2 separate regions of the Mus musculus genome follow, and region 2 is linked to region 1. A link is a loop called in an ENCODE intact Hi-C map of the cell type or tissue named here. Cell type or tissue: left cerebral cortex. All regions are shown on one strand.

What was found. A loop is a pair of places that touch in the nucleus more often than their neighbours do. Peaks named below come from ENCODE experiments on the same cell type or tissue, not always from the same donor. Only the 100,000 strongest peaks of a DNase experiment are listed, where the experiment ranks them.
Region 2: it touches region 1 in a loop (2.9-fold over the local background); 17 of 42 quality-filtered maps call a loop at or near these places.

What each region holds. Positions count from the first base shown.
Region 1 is chr4:154,324,561-154,332,560 of GRCm38, reverse strand. It overlaps Prdm16 (PR domain containing 16), which reads left to right. Exons shown (of 17, transcript NM_027504.3): 13 at 3,728-3,897; 14 at 4,127-4,301. Among named protein-coding and RNA genes, the nearest start is that of Arhgef16, 29 kb to the right of the region's middle. In left cerebral cortex, CTCF peaks have their summits at 1,997 (motif pointing right), 3,501 (motif pointing left) and 7,955 (motif pointing left); a DNase peak (open chromatin) is centred at 3,496.
Region 2 is chr4:154,815,608-154,823,607 of GRCm38, reverse strand. No RefSeq gene overlaps it. Among named protein-coding and RNA genes, the nearest start is that of Ttc34, 18 kb to the left of the region's middle. In left cerebral cortex, no CTCF peak of the experiment used is centred here; a DNase peak (open chromatin) is centred at 4,087.

The DNA.
Region 1 (8,000 bases):
AGACAGGGAACAGCCCTTTACACACAACTTACCCTGGCTTTGGCGTCTTCTCCTGGAGTTGGAGAAAACATACCTAAAGACACTCTTACGTCCTAAAACACCAGCATGCAAGTTTTACAGAACTTAGATCGCAGAGGTAGAAAGACCTGACCAACTGAGGCTGGAGAAGACCGTCTTGCAAACGTGAGACCTGCACTCACATCCCAGTACCCACATAAGAGCTGAGCAAGGCCGTGTGGCCCTTTAGTTCCAGTGCCAGGTGGGCTGAGACAGGAGGATCCCTGGAACTTTCTGGCTAGCCAGTCTAGCCAAATCGCTGTGCCTTAGACCCAATGAGAGACCCTCAAAAACAAAGTGTGTGTGGGGAAGCAATAATGGACGACACTCTACACATAACACAGGAATGCACACACACATATGTACATATGCATGCATGCACACACCCTACACATTTACATTTTTAATTAAGATTTTTAAATAGAAAAATTAAGAATTGAGAACAAAAGGACTGAACCCCCAGTATGCCTCCTTCCAACTTTGATATAGAGGCTTTCCTGGCTGCCGGGCGTAGCCTGTGTCATACTTGGATGCCGGCCTTCCAGGACCAACCTGGAGCTCCTGAGCAGGCCTGTGACTCCTGCTTTGTGGACGCACGCCTCCCATCTCCTCCCCATCTCCTGTTCTGTGTCTTATATGAAGAAAGCCGACTTGGTGTCCAGCGGGGGCTACAGGTGGCTCCTGCAAGACTCCTCCTCATTTGTTTTTATTCTTAGAACATTTTTAATTCTCTTCTTTCCTTATCTGTCCTCACTTTTAAAATGATGTAGCAGTGGTGGCTGGCTGTAGCCCTCCTATGTCTCAAGAAAGATGCTACTCGGCCCAGAAACCAGGATGAGAGGTCTGGTTTCACCCTCTCCTGCCCTGTGCATCCCTCACGTCTCTGCAACGGCCACAGGCATGGTCACAGCAAGGTCCTCCCAAAGCTGTCTGCTGGGCTGCCCGTGCCCTCTCCTCTCTGCGAGCACAATGGCGTGTTGCTTTATGCGGCACAGCTGTAAATTTCCCTAGCCGCCTGTCAGCTTATTCACAGTGCAGAGCCCAGCTGCTGAGCGAACTCTGCTCCCTCGCAGCCCTGGGGCTCTCTGCTCCCCTAAATTTCAAGTGGACGTCTCTGCCTGGGCCATTTATTTAGATTAGAACAAGGAGAGGCTACATTCAGCACCCTGCAAGCAGAGCTCTGCGAAGGCCTCTGCCGCTCCAACCTCCCTCCCCATCCCAGCATTCCCATGCCGGTGCTGCTGCATAGGAAGAGGGGCTGTCAGAGGTCTCTGCAGTTCCCGAGGAACCAAAACAAAAGGAAAAAAAAGAGCTATATGTACGTGCTTCCGAGGGACGGGCAGGCCAGACCAGGGCTGCCTGGGTGACCTGTGGCATCTGCAGGGGACTCGTGCTGTTGAGGGAACTCCTAGTCCCATGAGCAGCTTAGCCTTGGCTTTACTCCGCAGATACAAATCAAGGTTTCTTTTCCTGAGCAATCACCCTCCCCGCCCCCCCCCCAAAAAAAAAGCAGGAAGAGCTGGGCCTGGCCCTGTCAAGGTGTCGCTATGTTTTAGGGTGTGTGGGGAGAGCAGGTGAGAGGTGAAATTCCTTCCGAAATGTTGCATCCACAGGGGGTTATAGAGCAAGCAGGACCGAGACCTGATATTGCTCAGGCTGTGCAACATCAGGTGTGCGAACCAACAGTCACATCCGGGCATATTTTGCAGGTGGTCATGTGAGTCACATTGTGTCCCAGACTGTGGAAGAAAGGCTGTGTCCAAGGACACCTATGTGCCCCAGAGGCCACTCAGGACTCCCTAGGATACAGTAGAGGCCCAGACCTGTGATAAACAAGTCTGGTGAGGCAGTTAAAAGTATAGCAGGAGCAAGGGGAGCCTGGCCTCAGACAAGGCTGGAGGCTGAAGGGACCTACTGAAGAAGGGAACCATACACAAGGGGGCGACACAAGAGTTCAAGGTTGGAAGGTCACATGCCTGAACGAAGGGCCTGGACAGGAGGAAGGGCCCCTCTCAGAGTAGCATCCCTTTCTCTGGGGCCTTAAACTTCCTTGGTTTTTATGGGGCATCCAAGGACCAGAGGATTCGCAGGCTCTGAGAGTCCAAGGGCAAAGTTAATAAATGCGGCCCTGAGTATTCTAAGCTCAACAGGGACAGAAACACAGTCAGACACCCTGGGCAGGGGCCCACACAGACCTCCAGGGTCCATCCAGAGCCTGGCTCCTCCTGTACTGGATAGTACAGTGCTATAAAAACTGCTTTGACACAGCCCCTCCTGGCTGTGCCCCTGCTGTCCTCGGGCACGTCCGCAACCACATGACAGAGGCTCGTGACCAGTGTGCTACTCTAGAGCCTGCCACCAGCCCCAAATCGCAGTGGGGCAGAGCCCATAGGAATGCAAGCCTGCTGTATTTAGAACAATCACACATCCATGTGGGTGAAAAAAATTTTAAAAGCCCCCCCCCCATCTTTGCCCTCACGGAGGCTGACATAGCAGGCTCTGGCTCTAGAGAGGAAGGCAGCCTGTCTCACAGCACTGGCGCTGGAAATCTTGTGTGTTGTGTTGTCACCTAGCAGGGCTCATTTCCCAAATATGAAAGTATATACTCGCACAAACACGGTTTTCAAGTGCTGTGTGTGTGCCTCCGAGATCCAGATAAGCGCCCAAAGGCGTTCTGACGACTGTTTTGCATATGTGTGCTCATATACCTGAGCACACACATGCACTTATACTAAACACACACTGCATGGATGCACATGGATGCAGAAAAAAATACACCACGGAGACAGAATCCCTGCTGCAGGGTCCGTCTGTGTGTACAGCCCTCGGGGAAGCCCTGTCAGCTCAGACTCCCACAATGCACCGCAGCTCAGACTCCCACAAGGCACAGCTCGCTCCTTTCCAGGGCGCCTCACATGTGCTGCGGAGCCTGGAAGGTCCCTTCTTAAATCACGCACTGTTCTTTGTTTTGGGCCTGGTTTCTTTATTGTGGGTATTGCTTGGGCCCTGTTATAAAACTGGGAGAGAGCCGGCCTCTGTTCTCTGCTGTTAGGGCCAACGAGGCCACGCCTGGAGGGCAGCCACACAGCAGACGTCTCTCACTGACCACAGCTTCTAACTGCGCCATGCTCTCTGGTAAAATGGTTTCCCAAGTGCTTGGTCAACCTAGTGGGGGTGTGGCAGGCAATACTCTGAGCACACAGGAGCCCATAGTAGCTTGAAGGATTCAATATGGCTACTAGCTGGCCTCAGCATCGAAACCACAGTCCCAAAATCCCCCCACCTGACCTCCAGGGTTACTAAGAGCATTAGATAGCCACCACGAGCCCCCAAGTGAAATGGGGCTGGTTCAGGGTCTTCAGTCAGCAGAGGGCTGCTTTCCCATCTCAGGGTAACCAGCCAGAACAGCTTTCTGTATCTTTCGGTGGCTCAAGGCTGCCCTCTTGAGGCTGAATAAAGAATGTCACCTCGCACTATCTCAGCATCTTACTCCCTCCAGTATAGAGCTCAGGGATAGTTAAAACCTGGCCTAGATGTCTCTAAGAATAGAATCCTAGGACATGTCTGAACTCTCCAGCTGGGTAGTCAGGTGACCTCGGGGACTCCACAGTGGACACAGCTCCCACGGCACTTGATCTCTCCTCTGAGGCAAGGCGCACCTGTTTTCCAGGTGCAAGTACTGTGACCGGTCATTCAGCATCTCCTCCAACCTCCAGCGGCACGTGAGGAACATCCACAACAAAGAGAAGCCGTTCAAGTGCCATCTGTGCAACCGCTGCTTCGGGCAGCAGACCAACCTAGACCGGCACCTGAAGAAGCACGAACACGAGGGCGCACCAGGTGGGTGGGGTGTTGGGCGTGGCGGCGGAGGGGCGTGGCGGAGGAGGGGCGTGGCGGCAGAGGGCGTGGCGGAGGAGGGGCGAGGGAAGAGACCTGGCAAGCAAGGGCAACATCACCCCTCAAACAACTTTCTAAGAAACAGTTCCCTGAGATCACCCCAAGTGCACATTGGCACTGAGTGAGGGCTGGATGCCCCCAAGAATGCCCCTGACACTCAGCCCATCCACAGTGAGCCAGCACTCCGGGGTGCTCACGAACCACCTGGGCACCAGCGCCTCCTCCCCCACCTCCGAGTCGGACAACCATGCACTTTTAGATGAGAAGGAAGATTCTTACTTCTCCGAGATCCGAAACTTCATCGCCAACAGCGAGATGAACCAGGCATCCACTCGAATGGACAAACGGTAAGAAAAATAAGCCAACCCAGGCAGGTCTAGACTCAGCTCCTCTAATGGTATTGTCCAGGATGCATGAATCTCCACCCCTGGATGGTACTAGGTCCCATATGAAGGAGGTCCCAAAACAAGCAGAGTCCTCCCTACCAACCTCCCCATGTGCACACCTGCAACCACTTTTCCACTAAGAGGGAGAGGGAGACAGAGACAGACAGAGACATAGAAACAGAGAGAGGGGGAATTCAGCCAGGCTACAGAGGTGTTCTCTGACACCTCACATCCAAATGTCAGTGTCTCCTTTACGTGGGGACTCTCCCTTCGGCACGGACACCTCCATATCCCAGGAAATGAAACTGATCAGAGAAGTCATTGAAATATAGAAGTTCTCTAAACCCTAAGAAATTTCAAGAAGGGTCTCCAGTTTTGAAGAGGAGAACCAGAGGCTCATAGAAGTGGCATGACTTGCCAGTGCACGCCTTTAATCCCAGCAGTTGGGAGGCAGAAGCAGGCGATTTCTGAGTTCAAGGCAGCTTGGTCTATAGATTGAGTTCCTGGACAGCCAGAGCTACACAGAGAAACCCTGTCTCAAAAAAATAAAAAATAAAAACAAGGGGCTGGCGAGATGGCTCAGTGGGTAAGAGCACCCAACTGCTCTTCTGAAGGTCCGGAGTTCAAATCCCAGCAACCACATGGTGGCTCACAACCATCCATAAAGAGATCTGACTCCCTCTTCTGGAGTGTCTAAAGACAGCTACAATGTACTTACATATAATGAATAAATAAATCTTTAAAAAAAAAAAAAGAAATACTATAAAAAAAAGGGGGGGTGGCATGACTTGCTGACTCAAAACTGGCCCAGAACCTAGAGCCAGGACCCATCCCTTATTGCATGAGCCATCATGGGCCACAGCTCTGTGCCACCAGGGTCTAGCTTGCTCCCATCCACTTTGAAGAAATGAGGGAGGGTTCTCCAGAGATGTGTTTCTTCAGACACTTGTCTGTACCTCCAAGGCAGGCTGCACCTCCCTTGTCTCTGGTGCTTTGGGGAAACTGTGAAGACCAGACCAGTCCACACCATCAGTAAGGATGTCTTAAACTCTTTTACTGCTCACAAGTCTTTGGTCTTGCTGGCAGTCCCTAATTACACATGAGGGCCCAGGCTGCAGCCCACCAAATGCCCTGGCTTACCCTCATCCTGGCCTTAGGCACAGTGCTCTGAATGGAACCAGCCCTGTCCTTCAAGATGCAGTGTCTGAGAGCCACTCACTTGTTCAACAGCTTGATGCCCTCCCTGTCAGAGGAAGCTGTGTGTGAGAAGGTACCTCCACAGCAGGCCTTCCCTGACCCCTCAGAGAGCTAGAGAGTATGCCCCTGTTGTTGAGACAAGCTCAAAATGTAGCTTCCTCAGACCCCAAAGCAGAACCACTTAAAGAACCATGAAGACTCGTCCTCACTGGGATGGACAGGACCCAAGTATACATGGATTCCCAGGGTCCTGGGTACCCAGAAGACTGCAAGACATGCCCCTTCATTCTGAGCCATAGTGGCAGGCCAGAGGACCCCACACACATGTCCAGAAGAACAGGGGGCATTTGTGGAAGGAAGAGGAAAAACTGCTCCCCATCCTTGCAACCCTAACCAAATCATGGGTGCTCTGACAGAGCTCCCCGCCGTCTCCTCCCTCACATTCAATATTAATGATAAGAACATAGTTGGACCAAGAGAGGGCCATCCCCTCCCAAGCCCAGCCCATTTTGTTGAAGTGATGTCTCCAAGGTCCAGCCAGCTTTGTCCTGAGAGCTGAGGAACCAAAGGGGGGTTCCCCCACAGTTGTCACCACAGTTGTAAGAGCAAGTGTGTGTGAGGTTGCCACGACTTGGCAGTCTAGTGGGAAGGACAGCAGACTCAGCTAGGGCCGGTACCCACATTCTCTGGGTCTTTCTCTGTTGAGTCCCCCCTTTAGTGATCAGTGAGAACCCAGTGCCTGCCAGGCCAACCCAAAGGATTGTCTGTGTGCTGAACTGTTTCCTCAAGGACCACATGTGAAATCTAACCCCATCCCTCAGATGGTGACCTGGGGCAGGGTCCCCCTAGAGGTGTCAGAGTTACAGCAGAGTCCTACTGGATTTTGGTGGTGATACTTCCACATGCAACATGCACACGCGCGCACGCACACACACACACTCACACACACACACGAGGAGATAGATACAGGTGAAGGGCCAAGGACTGTGGGAGACACCAGATCTTCCCTCAGAACTCCCAGCTGTGATGTATCTTGATCTCTCAGCCTTTTGCTTCTCTGACCCTGGGACTGTCCCTTCCTGCTGCTGCTGTGAGCCATGTCAGTCAGCATGCTAAGCATAGCTGCCTCTAAGGCAGCGTTCCTGCCTCCACCAGAGAAGCTGCCCTCCTTCTTGAAGCTGACACCAATCCGCTAGGGTCCCTGCTGGGCAGCACATACCAGAGAGTGAGCAGGCAAGAAAAGAAAGCATAAAATCTGCTTCCAAACAGCAGGATTCCTCTAGCCCCGCCCAAGACCAGCCAGCAGGGCTAGCTTTACCACCCCAGCTACCCAGTGAGTGTGGCACCCAGGGCTCTTCCTGTCCTTGGATCTGTCAGGACTGAATTCTCTTCCACTGCCACTGCAGGGTGACAGGATCCAGACCCACCACCTAGCTAGAGCCTTCCGGTGCCAGGAGGTGAACTTAACATAGGCTTGGCTGGCCCCCAACACAAGTGACTAGAAGCCAGGGACATAGGAAGCCTCAAGATCTGTCAAGATTCTGCCTGTCTGGGAAGCATGGCGGGAGGTAGCGTCATGGGTGGAGTCAGCCTGCAACTGCAACAGAATGACACCACTGTGCAAGTCAGTCCACTAAAATGCCACCTTCAGTGATAATGACTGGACCCCTCTCTCCCCCAAGACCACAGGCACTGCCCAGTCAGGCCCCCAGAGCTGAGTAGAAATGAAGGCCAGAAAGAACTAGGAGCTCTAGACATGGGATTCAAGAACTGGTTGCCTTTTGCTGTGTCCATTGCTGGTGTGGACCCTGGCAAGATGGCCATGTCCTGGCCCACAAGTTATGGTCATTGACTTGAACAGGAACCAAACTGGTGGTGTTCCTTGAAGGAACTAGATCTGGCTGCTCACTCTCGTTAGTAAGGAACCAGTGCACAGAAGTCTTTCCCAGAGCCTAGATAGGAGACTCATGATTAGGAATCAAGCTGATCTTGCAGAGGACTAGAGTTTGCTTCCCAAAACTCATACCAAGCAGTTCACAGTCGCCTGTAACTCCAGCTCCATCCGATTCAACACTCTCTTTCGGGATCTGTGGGCATCCACACATCTACAAACAGAAAAAGATAAAATCTTTTTAAAAAAAAAAAATCTCACCCAGAGGCTTGAACACATGGCTCAGTTGGTAGAGCATTTGTTTTGCAAGCATAGGGGTCTGAGTTCAAGCCTCAAAATCCGTGTGTGTGTGTGTGTGTGTGTGTGTGTGTGTGTGTGTGTGTGTGTTTAAGGGGGTGGGAGCTGAAGAGATAGTTCAATGGATAAGAACACTAGCTGCTCTTCCAGAGGTTCTGAGTTCAATTTCCAGCAACCACATGGTGGCTCACAACCATCTGTAATGGGATCAGATGCCCTCTTCTGGTGTGTCTGAAGAGAGCAACAGTGAACTCATATACATAAAATAAATAAAT
Region 2 (8,000 bases), 490 kb before region 1:
CAGATCCGAGTGACACCTGAGGCTCTCCTGGTCTCCAGCATTCGCAGATTGCCAGCTCGTGAGTCTCCTCACATTTGCTCCTTGTCTCAAAGCTGTGGGTTCCACCTCAGGGGAGTCCCACGAGCTAGCAAGCTGGCCACATGTTCTCTGTTCTGGGATCTGGACATGGGTGTCGTGGGCACCATTATCCCACTGACCACACACAGGCAAAGCTGATCAGGGTGATCAGGACATTTCAGAGCAGAACAGGGGGCCTGTGGGAGCTTACAGTCTGTCTGTGCAGTGGAGACTGAGTTCCCTTCCTCAACACATCTAGCTTCTTTTGCCTTTTTGTCTTGGTGGAAAATTTTAATGCATACATACTGATATACTGGTTAGTTTTTATTGCTGAGCTGACCCAAAGTGTCACAGAGAAGAGAAAACTTCAATCGAGGAATTGCTTACTTCAGATTGGTTTATGGGCATGTCTGTAGGGCATCTTTGTCTTGATTGCTAATTAATGTAGGAAGGCCCACTGTGGGTGGTTCTATCCCGTGACAGGTAGTCCTGACCTGTATAAGAAAGCTAGCTGAGCAGAAGCCAGGAGTAAGCTAGTCAGCACTGTCCCATCGTGGTCCCTGCCTCTAGGTTCTTGGCTTAACGTCCCTCTTTGATAGACTATAACCTGTAAGATGAAATAAATCCCTTCATCTCAAGTTGCTTTTGGTTATGGTATTTATCACAGCGATAGGAAGCAAGGCAAGGTGCAGCAAATGCATCAGGGCCACTTGGTGGGCCAGTGTCATATTGGGCTGCCTGGTGTAACTATCTGCATGTGCGCACAGTCAGTGTTTTTCTGCCTTTTATGTCTAGATGCTCTGATGAATCCTGAGAGTTATTCTGCCAAAGAGCATTTCAGGGAGCAGGGAAGAGAAGCATTGCTAGGGTTGCTATCTCATTACCTCCCACAAGCTCTGGGCAGTTCAGTTCCTGTCTGAAGATCCCCAGGGCCAGGGCCAGGGCCAGGGCCAGGGCCAGGTTAGGGCCTCCTTGGGGAGGGACATCTTACCTGTGTTGTCATCTGCTTTAGATCAGGGATCTTAGGGGCTGAGTTCTGCTGGGCTATATACCAAGCTTGCCACTCAGGGCCAGATGTGAGTGCTGGAGGAAAGGCGGAGTGCCAGAGAGGAGCCTGGAGCCCCACCCAGTCAGCTGTAAGATACAAAGTCATAGGATTCCCCACGAAGGGAAGAGGCTGTTGAATATCGAGGAAACCGTGTCTGGCGGTGGCTCAGGTTCACACAGAAGGAATGGTGGTGAGGCCAGAGTCAAGCATCCGCTCATACGGGGCAGGCTCTGCTCAGAGCGTTCTCTGTTCTCTGTAAGCTTCAGCAGACATAGGACATAAGTGCCCAACATGTTGGTTTGGGGACATGGGAACAGACAGGGCTGTGCCCTCACAATCTGGGGTGAGGTCCAAGATCAAGGTGTTGGCCTGCTGGTTCCTCCCAAGGCCTGTCCTGCCTTGTGGTGGAGTCTTCACCCTGTGTTCTCACACAGCCTTCCACGCTGTGTATACATTGCCCTCTCTCTTCTCAGAGGTCACCCATCAGTAGGGTTGCCCAATGACCCTATTTTTCCTCAATGAACTCTTTCAAGACCCCATCTCTGAATTTAGTCATAGTCTGAGGTGCTGAGGGTGGGCGGTTCAGGATCAACATGCTTTCTGTGGGAGACCTTGATGCAAACAGGGCTTCTCTAAAGCCTGTGAGAGGCCAGCTGGTTGTGGGGCCTTTGCCTCGGTGGTCTGTGGAAAGGTCCCTTCCAGAGTTTCCTGCCTTAAAGGGCTAAGAGCCATGGAACTTTTGCTCAGGACCCTATGGGCTTCCCATGGTCTGGGGCAAGTTTTCCTGTATTGGCTTTTTGTGGTCCTTGCAAAGACATTGTCTTGTCTGTGTTGACAGCTTATGAACTGTAAACTTTTATAAAAGCTGACTATTCTATGGAAAGGAGCCGATGTAGCCTGGGACTGCTACCATCATAGCTGCTACCTTCTTGAGTTGTTTGTGGATTACAGCAGGGGCTCAAAGGCCAGGGTAGATGCTCACTGGACCGGGCTGTGTACAGAGCGAACATACTTACACTCTGGGAACAGACTAGGCAAGAGCTCCCTCCCTCCCTATGTAACCTATTCTTGCACCATGGGATTCCCTAAAGCCTGGTGGGCACCACAGAAGCCCGCCCTTGCTTCTAACCCACCTGGGCTAGAAGATCCAGCCAGATTCTTTTTCCTTGAGGAACTGTGGGAAATGGGCAAAGGTTGAGGCTTACCTGTATCTCTTGAGTTCCTGCCAGAAAACTAGAGAAATAGAGAGTGGGTGAGATGGGCCAGTTTGGTCCCCGTCTAGGCAGGAGCCCTGGCTGAAGTGTGGGATAATGAGAGGCTGGATCTGCACTAGAGAAGTTTGTGGTACCCACCCCAGCACTGGGCAATGCCCGGCACTGGTGGCAAGGTGCCTGGCTCTGAGCTGCCTCATGCTGTCCCAACTTGAAGACTGGAGTGTCCCTGGAGTGCCAGCCCCCCATGTCATATCATTGTCAACAGGGCTGAGTCTGATGTGTTGTCCAGATGGCTGCCTCTGGATCTAGTCTCACCTGGAGCTATCATGAGCCCCACTCAACATGACAGAGCCATCAGGAGACCCATCCAATGTGTCAGGGGTGGCTGGACCGCAGGCCCCGGGGATCCTGACTGGGAGAGAAAATTGTAACTACCCTGACTTAGTTCCTGTAGTAGGGCTGAAGGGAAACGGTTGTTGAAGGTAACTTCTTGTCACTGTGACAGTGCCAGGTATGGGTTCTATTTCACGGAGTGGGCCTAAAATCTGATCAGAAAGGGTTTATTACTCCCTTAATATTTGTGCTACGCTTGCTCCAGAGTAACATATAGGCAGGTTACTGCTGTGGGTCTCAGAGTATGTAACTGGGTGATGTTGATGGCTAATTTCCTACTCTGGTAGGAAAGCATACAGCATATCCACAGAAAAACCTTAAAGCACCTCTAATTCCAGTCAGCAGGGTGAAACATCTGTTTAGGTGCTGGCTCTCTTTCTCCATGATCAATGGCATAAGTGAGTTGTAGCTTCAGCAAGAGAGCCTTGCTCACAAGTTGTGGAAGGTAACCAATAGCCTTGGGCAATAGTCAGTGGTGCTTTGGAGAGTCCATAGGACCCCTTTAGCCAACAACACAGCAAGACGTACCCAGACTCGAGTTGGAGGTTCCTTGCGTTAGAGGTGGCACTCAGCAGCATAAGATGGTCCTCTAGACTCAAGATCTCTTCAGATGGCAAGAGCCAGAGGTGATGTTTGACACCAAGGAAACTATCTTCACAGAGACCACGGCAGCTTGCACAAGACCTGCACAAAGCTCAGACCAGACAGCAAACAGCACAAAGTCCCACCCCTAACCAAGAACCTATTTGCAGTTACCATTGAGAAAGGCAACTCAGTCACTGGCTATACTAAACAGGTCAGAGCAGGCACTATGCCTGGGCCAACACAAAACAAACTCCAGTTTTCTCTTTGCATGTGTGTGTGTATGAGAGTTTTTGTTGTTTTATTTATTTGTTTTGATTTCTGTTTTATTTAGTTTTTGAGTGAGACAGAGATAGAGAAACAGAGATGGGGAGATGGACAGAGAGAGACTGAGTGGAAAGGGAAGTGGGGAAGGTCTAGGAGAAGTTGGGAGAGCAGAAAGAATATGATCAAATTCTATCGCGTGTTAAATCTTCTTTCCTTTTTAAAAAGGTGGCTTCTGGTGACTAAATCAACTGGAGGGGTGTGGCTCTGTTCCCAGGGAAGTCCTGGCTTGGGGAGGAAGGGGTGTTTGGGGAACTCTCATTACTCTACATCTCAGCCACTGGAAGAGACAAGTGTGCTGAGCCCCAGACCTCAGACAGATAACAGGCCATCTATCCCATTACTCCCCGAGAGGCATTTGGGACATACGTGTGCTAGCAAATGAATCCTTGCTGACCTGATTCAATTTTCAGTGGGTAGCTGTCTCATTCGCAGCAGTTCCATCTGCAGGGAATTGGCTCACAGATGTTCCTTTTCTGCCAGGAAATCCGAAGTGACTCTCAGGAGTCCTCTCTCTGGAGTCCTCCCTCAGGAGTCCCCTCTGAGGAGTTGGTTCTGAACCATAGGCTGTGCTCCTGGAAATTCCTGCAGAGCTGGGGAAGGGAGGATGGAGGAAGCAAGGAGGGGGGGAGGAAGGAAGGAAAAAGGGGGAAAGGGAGGGATAGAAGGGGAAAGGGTGGAGGAAGGAACAAGGAAGCTCTAGAGTCAGGGATGCTGCAGCTCTACCAGTTCCTTAGGACATTCATTCAGCAACCATTTTCTGAGCATCTTGGCTGTCCTAGGTGAAACCCTCCCTGTGGAACTGCTGCCTACAGCCTGGCCCGGGTGTCCTCCAGTCCTCCAGGCCTGGCTATGGCTATGTCCTGCTCTCCCTGTCCTTCAGTGTGATGAGGGACCCAGACAGAGTCATGCCTGCATGTGACAAGGCATGTCATCTGAGGACGGGCTGTCCGGTGGGTGCTGTGTGACGGCCTCTGCGAGAGCTCAATGTCAGCGCTCAGAGTCCCCGAAAGATCTCAGGGAGGCAAAGCCCACAGGTGCACCCTAGTTACTGTCCTTAGGGTCCCCATCAGGGTCAGGGTTATGTTCCTGCAGGGCAGTTAGGCACATCAAGGTCACATGGGCACGAAGGCATCAGGCCGTATGTCTGATTCTGGTCTCTTCTCCTCATATTGGTGTCCTGGGGAAGGCACAAGGCCTTCAGCATAGCTGCTTGTCCCTCCCACACACCTCTGGGCTCTTTGGCTTAGGACCCTGGGGTCACCTGAGGTTGCCAGCTTGGGAAAGGGTCTTTAGGATTGGCAGCTACTGCCATTACAAAGGCTCTGCCTAACTAGCATAGGCCTGATCACAACTAGCACAGACCTGACCACAGCTGGCACAGGCTTGACCACAGCTGGCACAGGCTTGACCACAGCTGGCACAGGCTTGACCACAGTTGGCACAGGCTTGACCACAGCTGGCACAGGCTTGACCACAGCTGGCACAGGCTTGACCACAGCTGGCACAGGCTTGACCACAGCTGGCACAGGCTTGACCACAGTTGGCACAGGCTTGACCACAGCTCTGGTTCTGCATGTGGAGCACAAAAGTACCAATGTTTGGTGGCAACAAGAGACTCTGGCTGCTCTCCCTGGGTCCCTGCCTGGGGTCTCCTGCTCTGGCAGCAAGGGCCTTGGCATCAGAGTTTGCCAAACAGGCAGGGAGGTGTGGGTAGGTCAGCCCGTGGTTGGAGTGCAATCCAAATTCGGGTGGGAATCCAAGTCGGATTGAGAGATGCCTGTGCGTAGCAGCCATTAACTACCAGGTAACAGATTTGATTAATTTTGTGCCTGGAGGTTTTTTTTTTTTTTCTTAGTTTTTTTGCCCCCCCCTTCCTAAAGAAATCAGAGAAAACAAAATATTTTTCTAATTAAATAAATCTACGGTGCTCGCTAATGGAGCCCGTCTGTGGGCTTGTGACAGGGCAGGGGGAGCTGTGGAATAATGATTTTATTTTTTCATTAAATAGAATTATAGGCAGTTACTCAAAGCAGCGCTGAGCCTAATTGAAAGAAACCCATTTCTTCTTAATTTACTTTCACGGTTTTGGATGATAAAAGAGTGTGTTCGTTGGAAAATTAAATAAAAAACACAACACAGGGAAAGAACTCTGTTTAGGTGAGTTATTCTTTCCCCTGTCCCCAGGCTCAGGTGAGGAAAAGGGAGACGCAGGCTCTGGGGATCTATCTGGGGGTCAGTGGCTGCAGCAGGGAGGTCCCGAGTTCTCCCTGGTCTGAGGGGTTTCGGCTCAGTTCCTGGGGGGTGCTCACAGCCCCTTGCCCCAGCCAGCAGGGATTGTACCATTGCTTGGGCCTCTGTCCTGCGTCTCTAGCAGCTGGACCACCTATTGCAAGTGGTTTCCACTCCTGGGAATGGTGAACATGACTGCAGGCCTGATGTATGAGACTGTGGAGTCAGGCCTGGGTCAGCGGGGCACCTGGTGACTGGGTGTCCACTGAGAGCTCTCACCCCTGTGTCTGTGTGGATGTCCTGGCTGTGACCCATAGCCTTCTGACACTTTTGTCACCTATCCAGTTGCCATGGCTCCCCTCTTCCAGGCAGCCTTCCTGGATCAGCACCTCTCTTGCACTTATCACTAGCAATTAGTGGGTCCAGGTCACAGGGTGGTCAAGGTTACCCACCATCCTATCCTGTTCTTCCAGTTAGGTAGAGTATGTGCCTGCAAAGACAGAGAGCCTAATCACAGAGGTACTCTACAAGGCACTGTTCCAACTGTGAGCCTGCTCTGTCCTTTTCTAACCTATCAGGTTGTGGAGGCTTCAGAGGAACTGATGCAGGGCAAAGGGCTGCTCTGTCCCTGACAGCCAGTGTGATAATGCCTGGGTTCCCCGGCCCTCCTTAGTCTCTCAGGGCCACCCCAGCTCTGCTCTCTTGCAGAGTCTGCACCTGGCTGTGCCTTAGGGTCACCTCTGGGTGAGGTCCTAGCTGATTCCATGGGGGCTACAGCTGCTAAGGTCTCTTTCTGTTCACAGCTTCTGCTGCTTTCTACACTGATTACTTCTCAGGAAGGGCTAGGTGACCGAGATAATGTCTCCAGTGTGTGAAACCCTCGGGTATTCACAGTCCTCTCTTCGTCCACTCCTCTAGCCTGCAACTATCAGAGGTCCTGTCCCTTGAGGTGGTCTGAACCTGGGTTGGGGTATTGTCTTAGTTAGGGTTTTACTGCTGTGAACAGACACCATGACCAAGGCAACTCTTATGAGGACAACATTTAATTGGTGCTGGCTTATAGATTCAGAGATTCAGTCCATAATAATCAAGGCCGGAGCATGGCAGCATCCAGGCAGGCATGGTGCAGGAAGAGCTGAGAGTTCAACATCTTCATCTGAAGACTGCTAGTGGAAGACTGAGTTCCAGGCAGCTAGGACGAGGGTCTTAAAGCCCACAGTGACACAGCTATTCGAACAAGGCCACACCTACTCCAACAAAGCCCCACGTCCAAATAGTGCTACTCCCTGGGCCAAGCATGTTTAACCCACGACAGGTGACAGGTATCTTCCAGCAGACCCTGAGCATGAACACTGGAGTCTCCATTTAGGATGGCTCCTCACCCAGGCTACTTATAGGTACTTACCTGTTATATATGGGGCTGAACCCCAGAGACTCCTGGGCCCCCCTCTCTTCCCACAGCTAATTCAGCCCCAGCCAGACACTTCACTGACAGAGTGGCATTTCTGGTTATTTGGGGAGGGTTCTGTCAGGGTCTAAGTTCAGTAGCAATCGGTTAGTGATACCTGCTCTGTGTGAGATGTGCCATGGGTACCAGCGGCAGGCATCGGCCATCGGCTGACTGATTTTTGTTTTGTTTTGTTTGTTTGTTTGTTTGTTTTTGTTTTGTCTTTTGCCATGGTTAGAATGTGTCCCCCCCAAAGTCCAAGCATTGAAACACATGACCAACAGGATGGTGTTGAGTGCCTTTAAGAAGAAACTGGGAGACAGAGCCTTTCTCCCCAACAGCAGGATCCAAATGAGCCCTTACAAAAGGGCTGACCCGTGCTGTCCTTGTTCCCTGCTCTTGCCCTGTGAGGACCAGCTCTGCTGCCCCTCTGTACTGACTGGTTTTGTGTGTCAACTTGACACAGGCTGGAGTTGTCACAGAGAAAGGAGCTTCAGTTGGGGAAGTGCCTCCATGAGATCCAGCTGTAAGGCATTTTCTCAGTTGGTGGGGGGTGGGGGGAAGGGCATTGTGGGTGGTGCCATCCCTGAGCTGGTAGACCTGGGTCTGTTACAAAGCAAGCTGAGCAAGTTAGGGGAAGCAAGCCAGTAAGTAACATCCCTCCATGGCCTCTGCATCAGCTCCTGCTTCCTGACCTGCTTGA